3 separate regions of the Mus musculus genome follow, and all the other regions are linked to region 2. The links are chromatin loops, found by intact Hi-C in ENCODE. Cell type or tissue: heart. All regions are shown on one strand.

Region 1 (2,500 bases), 340 kb before region 2:
TGAGGAGATCTGATTTGGCCCTAAAGTCTGGGTGCAAAACAGATATGTTTCTAGCTGAGTTAAAGGATCACAATAGTACTTTAGAGAAGTGTGTGGAGGATGAATTGCAGACCAGTGCAAGGGTCCAGTGAACTCCTGTAGTCCTAGGACCTGCTGAAAGATGGTGGACTGGCTTACTGCGGACGGCAAGCAGGAGCTGGGTTAGATAGAGATCAGCTGAAGGAGCGTTGAGATTATTCTTAGATTTCCAGTTCAAACAACTGAATAAACCTGTGAAGCTTTTAAACAGGCTAGGATTGGAAACATTACACTCAGATTTATATTTTAAATTTAAAAGTTCTTTTTAGGATTGGCAGAAATGACCCTTGGTCTCCTCTCTAGAATTTACGCTTTATGAAAAGCAAACTAAAATAAAAGAGGTCTGGGTGGTAGAGGCAGGCCTGTAGAGAGCAAGGACTTCCCACAGTCTTCTCTTGCCTAGAGAAGGAATGACCCTAGGTTCAATCTCCAGCACCACCATTAACACACGTGCACACGTGTGTGCGCTTGCACGTGCCCTCGTGCGCGCGTACACACACACACACACACACACACACACACACACACACACACACACAGAGCAAATGAAAAGAACCCTGTTAGCAATTTAACTACAGTGCCTGTGTAAACTTGGTAGGGGCATAAATAACCTGTTAGAGCTCTAGGTTTCTCTTGACCTGAACTTCCTTTGATTCTTTAACCCTGTAGAGTAGACAACAAGCTCAGAGCTCTAGACACACAGTTCAAAGAACTGGACGTCACCAAGGATAATCTGACGCTTCGATTTGAACACCATAGCAAGACTTTGGCAAGCCAAGCAGCCCAGGATGAGATATGGACAGCAGCTCTGGCCCTTGGGTGAGCAGTGGTTAAGAAATCCTGGCTTTTGTGGCTTTGTGAGAGCTTTTAGTGGCTATTCCAAAACCGAGCTTGGCACGATCCCCACAGGTGTCGCTTGGGCTCGGTTCCTCCACACAGAAGGCGTTAGTCTGAGCACCTGTTTACCTGCCAGGCACTGCAGCATACACTTTCTGGGTCTCTTACCTGCTGTCTTACTGATGGGAAGGGAGTAAAGAAGTTCCTGCTCCATGCACAGCGCCCCCTATGGGTGGCCTGGGAACTTGGCTATGCAGTTGGTGCAGGTCATACTTCCGAAATTCGCAGCTGTTTTTTCTAGAGGGTTTACATTGCACCAACATAATCAAATGCAGCTTTTGTTTGTGCATGAAATGTTCCATTTAAGGAGCTTTGCCCGTTTTTCATAGGTTCACCTCAATGGAACTGAATATTGTATACAGCTATGTCATCGAGGTCCTTATTTGCTTGCACACTCGAATGCTTCAGAAACTCCCAGACCTGGTGAGAAGTCTCCCGACCTTAGCCTCTGTCCTTAGAAGAAAAGCCAAGAACAAGCATGTTAGGCTTGTGTGGGAGTCTGTCCTGCAGGAGTACGGGCTGCAGGAGAGGGATGTCTCAGCACTCTGTACCTTCTTCATTGTACATGGCAACAAAGGAGAGCACTATGCTGCCAACGTAAGACGGATGTACATCAAAGATGTTTCCTTCATGATCACCAACATGGTAAAGAACCAGGCTCTACAGGATGGATTGCTTAGAGCTGTTCAGATCATCGAGAAGGGGAAACAAGCACAGGACCCTGAAAACTCAAGGGCACCCCTAAAAGAGTTGATGCCCCCAGTTAAAGACTAACCTGTTACCTTTGACCCAGCAGTTCCACTCTCGGTCATTTGTATTTTTTTTCCCCCAAGACAGGGTTTCTCTGTACGGCCCTGGCTGTCCTGGAACTCACTCTGTAGACCAGGCTGGCCTTGAACTCAGAAATCCACCTGCCTCTGCCTCCCAAGTGCTGGGATTAAAGGCGTGCGCCACCACTGCCCGGCGGTCATTTGTATTTTAAAAACCAAAAAAATGCATAATTTAATTTTTATAGGCTTATTTTATAGCAAAAGTGGAAGGAACATTAAAGAAATTATGACAAATGGATACAATGTACATTGTGTGTGTAGCCATATTTGAAAAAGAAGCAAATATTTTATAATGAAGTAGAATTTGGGGTGTAGCCCAGAGTACATTTTTTTTTTTTTTTTTTGGTTTTTCGAGACAGGGTTTCTCTGTGTAGTCCTGGCTGTCCTGGAACTCACTCTGTAGACCAGGCTGGCCTCGAACTCAGAAATCAGCCTGCCTCTGCCTCCCGAGTGCTGGGATTAAAGGCGTGCGCCACCACCACCCAGCTACATTTTTTTTTTGTATGTATGAGGCCCTGAGTTCAATCCCTGATACCACCAAATACATAATAAAGAAATTTATATGGAATCATTACTCAGATTTGGTGTTTTATTTATAATGTTATATACAAAAAGGGGCAAAAACAATTTTATACACACACACACACACACACACACACAATTTTTTGTTCACGACATAGTTTCTCTGTGTCTGT
Region 2 (2,500 bases):
AGGTTCTTGCTGTACAGCCTAAGCTGGCCTGGAAGTCACCCATCTTTCTGCTCCAAATTCTGAGCTATGGGGGTACCAAACACTGCTGTGTGCTTCTGTGCTTCTCTTACAGGGACTCAGTCTATAGCCGGAATCATTATTTCTTCTTTTTTTTTTCTTCTTCCTCTTCCTCTTCCCCTTCCTCTTCCTCTTCTCTCCCATCCCCCTCTCCCTCCTCCTCTTCCTTACCCCCTCTTCTTCCTCTTCCTCTTCCTTTTTTGTTTTTTGTTTTATTGTTTTTAGACAGGGTTTCTTTTTGTAGCCCTGGTTGTTCTGGAACTCTCTATGTAGACCAGGCTGGCCTGAACTCAAGAGATATGCCTGCTCTGCCTTTCACTGGAATTAAGGCCTGTGCCACCAAGACCTGCTTATGGTCTGAATTTCAGAGATCTCTCAATGGCTGTGTGCTCTGGCTTTATATATATTTTCTGGAGTAGTACAATTTGGACAAAGAAGGGTCTAAAGGGACCAGCAGTTAGTAAATCCCAAATACGCGTTGAATTTTAGAGCAGATAAGCCAAAGGTCAAATTCGTGGCTGGGAAGTAGATTAGTACTTTAAAAGACATTCCCAGGGTCCCTAAGGGCTCCATCTGGGAGCGCGCTATCTGTAGTCCTGTTGTGGTTTAAGATACCACTCTCTTTGTTATTTGTAAATTTACCACAGGCTGGGCAGTAAAGTACAGATAGGAAGAAAAGAGTGTGAACGTTTGCAGTTTTAACAGAACTCCTTTTATTTGCTATGCATTGCAACAACCCTCTAAAAGCAATAATGGCGATAAACATGCAAGTTAATCTACAACTTTATCACCCTAGTAAATCATTGGTTCCTATTTCCCTTCCATAGGCTGAACATAGTGAGCACTGGTAGCTCTTTGCTTGGCTTAAGCGCTGCTTGTTAAAATCTAAAAAAAAAAAAAAAAAAGATTTGCAGTTTTGCTTTAAAGTTTTTCCTTTAAAGCATCTCTGAGCTGCAAAAACTCGTCTTTAGGATATGGTTTTGGCGGAGACCTAAGCCTGCAAGTAGGAATATTTTAAAGAGTAAAGGCTGATACTTTCGAACTTGCACCGCAGGGTTGGGTGTCGGTCAAGGTTAGGCGGAGGGCGACAGGCCAACTCCAAAGACACGGCGGGGGAGGGGTGCGGTGGAGAAAGCGAGCCGCAGCCAATCGCACGCGCTCTCCCGACACCTGCCGCCTTGGCGCCTTTTCTAGGCTACTCCGCGCACGCACTGGCTGCGCGCGCAGTTCGCCTCCAGCGGTCTTGGGGGAGCACCTCGGTAGGTGTACGTGCGGAAGGAAGTGACGTAGATCCAGAGGGCCGGCCGGGGGGTGGGGCCGAGCTATAAGCTTTGGGTGGGAGGCAGCGCTGCCTTCAGAAGGCGTGCGGAGCGCGGGCTGCTGCATTGCGGACTGTAGAGGCGCTTCCTAGTGAGTGACTCCCTTGTCAGCGGCACGGCCCATCGTGGTCCTCGCGTGGCGGGCGGACCAGAGCGAGACGCCAGGGCCTGGGTGGTGCGGGCGGGGAGGCGGAGGGGTGTCGCGGAGTCCGGGGCTGAGGAGCGCGGGTTGCAGGTGCAGCGCGGTGGGTGTGGGGAGCCGCTGTACCCTGCGCCCCTCGGGTCCTCCGGGCCTTCGCAGGCCAGTGCTAGGCCGCGGGTTCGAGAGTCACCACGCTGAGGCGCAGGCTTGTTCCGCCGGGAGCACGTGGTGGCGGCTGGAGGAAGTCGCCCCAGGGAACGGCTGTCGGGGTACGTGGGTGACCTTGGGGCCCCTCGCAGGAGGGCGTCACAGCTGAAAAGGACAAAGCTGTTTTCTATTCGGTTACTAGTGTCACGGACATTTAGAGGGGCGGGGGGAGCTTCCAATAACTGCACGTTGGAACTTCGGCACCACCTGGTCGGTTTTTTTGCCAGTCTCTCCCTCTTGGCCCAGCGTGTGGAATCTCATTTTTCTAGGGCAGAATAGGTCTGAACGCTGCAGGTAATACTAAGAACGTCTCTAGCATCTCCTAAGATGGGAGAACGTAGAAATACGACCTCTTTGTACGAGCTCTTTTAGAACTAGCTGTAGAGAACCAGCGTGCACCCTGGTGTTGGACAGCTCTCTAAAATGGTGTTTGAGGGTAAGAAAACTGCATTTGCAAATTTTTCAGTTAGCACACTTTGTCCCGAGCGTAAAATGAAATGATCTCCTTATACTTAGGCAGAAGACTGGACTGGATTGCTGTTCAGTTTCTGTGCTATTTTTTTAAAATAGGATTTAAGTGGGAAATAGTTGTGTTACAGAAATTCTCGGCTATTCTGTGCTATTTTTTTTTAAATAGGATTTAAGTGGGAAATAGTTGTGTTACAGAAATTCTCGGCTACCTGATACTTTTATTCTAAGATTAGATGAGTTGGCTCTGAGCTGTGAAATATGACCTCTTTGACAAAGACATTTAAGCTGATTCAGGATGTTATCT
Region 3 (2,500 bases), 85 kb before region 2:
AGCCAGCTGGCCAGTCCCAGGTGTACCCTAAAATACAGCTAGCTTTAACTGGACAACCATGGATTTGTTCTTTTCTCGTGAGCCTCATGCTTAACACTCTGACTTCTATGTGTGACATGGGAGTGTGCCACCACCTTAGAGGGCATGCCATGCGCACATGCACAATTTAAAAAAAAAAAAAAAGACGGGTGGTGGTGGTACACTCCCAACTCTTGGGAGGCAGAAGCAGGCAGATCTCTGTGAGTCTGAGGCCAGCCTGGTCTACAGAGTGAGTTCCAGGACAGCCAAGGTTCTACTGAGAAATCCTGTCTCAAAAAACAAAAAGAATGGGGAAGAGATTGAAAAGTCTCCTCTGCTCTCTGTAAGCATCCACTATACACATGTGTACACTACATATATACTCAACATGCATGTGTGAGCACACACACAATAATGAAAAAATAACATTGTAAAAAAAAGTTGTTCGATTTTAATTTTAAAGTCAATTTTGGTGTTTCGTGTACACACCTATAAAGCCACCTCTACAATCAAGATCCTGAGCAGGTCTTTCTGCTACTTCTAAGCTTTTCTGCAAGCTCCTTTGGCCTGCTTGGTCTGCCCTGAGCCTCTCCCAGTGACTTATGGCCAGGATAGCAGGCACCCAGCCAAGGCTTGCCTAAGCTCTGTCTCCTAGCCAGAGAGTGCTTCAAGGAGCATGAAGGATTCCTCCAGAAGGTGTTTCAGGACCCTCTGTGTCTTCTGGTCAGTTTGGCTGTGAACCTTTAACTGCAGAGGAGGAGGCGCAGGAAAGTATTTAAGAAGAAAGAGGAGCTTGTGTTCATAAAGGGACACCATAAATATAACAAAAAGACATGTATAAGGACAATCATGACACTCATGCAATGCTTATATAAAGAATGCCTAAGAATAGGGTAAAGTTGAGGAAGAGCGAGTGGGTGTCTTGTGTAAACAGAACAGGTGTTGCCAGGAAACACGTCAGGACTTTATTAGACACCAAAAGTACACTCGGATGTCACTCGTCAGATAGGCAAACATAAAAGGAGGGTTTAACCCAGTACTCAGGAGCATGCAGGGCAGAGAGGACACTCACTGCCTGCCGCAGCTGTCAGCCCCACTCCCTAGGGAGAGCCAGTGAATTATCCTGCCAAGTGTTATTGCTTGGCTGCTCCTACCCACTTAGGGCTTGTGTTTGCTCTCTTTACCCCAGAGGTACTTGAGCTCCTGGGGTATTAACAGGACAAGAGACAGGACAACTCCTTTCCCCATGAGAACAAAGAACCCCTAAACAACCCTGTCTGAGGCTGCAGACTAGCCGGGAGTACACAGATATGAATAATTTAAAAACCTCTGTAATCAAGCCATGTAGCTTTTCAAGGACAAATGGAGACATCGTGGTGTATCGTAATGGGATCTGGCACAGAAAATGAATCACCTCAGCTTCACTTGCAAGCCAGTTTCAAGGGCAGAGCAGTACAGAATGAGGTATGATGACGCATTGTAACAGTACATTGCCCACTGACTGCTCACCCAACTGTTTTGGAGACTGGGAGCCCAGCCCCGGGCCACAGGGCCAGCAGAGCCACCTGGGAAGGCTCTGGGGTAGGGTGTGGCTTCTGGCAGCCCCACAGTAGACTTCAGAAGCCCCTCCAAGTCCACGTTTCCTGCTTTGGTAAGGACTCCAGTCATATTGGATTAGGGCCCATTCAATGACCTTGTTTCAACTTATGAGCCTCCACAGAGACCCCATCTCCAAATAAAGTCACGTTCTGAAGTACCTGGTTATGGTTACAACTCCTAACCCACCTGTCTGAAGGGATACAGTTCAGTCTGTAACAATAAAGACAAATATGGCAGCACTAATAAAATGTCTGGAGGCCTAAAGCTATGAGTCCAGGAAAGTGTAAGGGATAAAAGTGTAAGGGATAAAAGTTAAACTTGGAATAGTGGTTACCTGTGGGCATCGATGGGGGTGGGGGATGGGTGGGGCCTTAACATGCCTTGATAGTCTTTCTCATTTGTTTTTTTCTGAGACAGGGTTTCTCTGTGTATCCCTGACTGTCCTGGAACTCACTTAGTAGACCAGGCTGGTTTCGAACTCAGAAATCTGCATGCCTCTGCCTCCCAAGTGCTGGGATTAAAGGCGTGCACCACCACTGCCCGGCCTAGTCTTTCTCATTTTTAAAGTATTTTTTAGCCTGGGATTCAGTCACAGGGCTAAGCCATACTCTACCACTGTGCTACATTACCAGCCGCAGTCTTCTGTTTCTTGGGCAGGCAATGGGTTTGTTCTAATATTCTTTATTATATGAGTGTTATTTCTTGTGTGGGTGTGTATGTGCATATCCTATGGATGTGTCCAGCTGTGCATGCAGTTGTGTGTGCATGCATGTCCATGAGGAGGCCAGAGGTCTAGGTCAACTGGTATCCTTGTCTCCACTCCACCTCACTGCTTTAAATAGGGTCTCTAACTGAACCTGGAACTCACTCATTAGTCAGTCAA

What was found. Peaks named below come from ENCODE experiments on the same cell type or tissue, not always from the same donor. Only the 100,000 strongest peaks of a DNase experiment are listed, where the experiment ranks them.
Region 1: it touches region 2 in a loop (2.4-fold over the local background); 6 of 42 quality-filtered maps call a loop at or near these places.
Region 3: a loop joins it to region 2, with 2.6 times the contacts of the local background. A loop is called at or near these places in 26 of 42 quality-filtered maps.

The regions. Positions count from the first base shown.
Region 1 is chr16:32,272,409-32,274,908 of GRCm38, forward strand. It overlaps Smco1 (single-pass membrane protein with coiled-coil domains 1), which reads left to right. Exons shown (of 3, transcript NM_183283.3): 2 at 748-897; 3 at 1,305-2,373. The coding sequence ends at 1,749. Among named protein-coding and RNA genes, the nearest start is that of Smco1, 2.2 kb to the left of the region's middle. In heart, a CTCF peak has its summit at 1,145; no DNase peak of the experiment used is centred here.
Region 2 is chr16:32,607,570-32,610,069 of GRCm38, forward strand. It overlaps Tfrc (transferrin receptor), which reads left to right and starts at 1,327. Exons shown (of 19, transcript NM_011638.4): 1 at 1,327-1,467. In heart, a CTCF peak has its summit at 1,412; a DNase peak (open chromatin) is centred at 1,322; H3K4me3 peaks cover 1,622 bases; H3K27ac peaks cover 2,500 bases.
Region 3 is chr16:32,523,013-32,525,512 of GRCm38, forward strand. No RefSeq gene overlaps it. Among named protein-coding and RNA genes, the nearest start is that of Zdhhc19, 28 kb to the left of the region's middle. In heart, no CTCF peak of the experiment used is centred here; a DNase peak (open chromatin) is centred at 1,149; H3K27ac peaks cover 1,835 bases.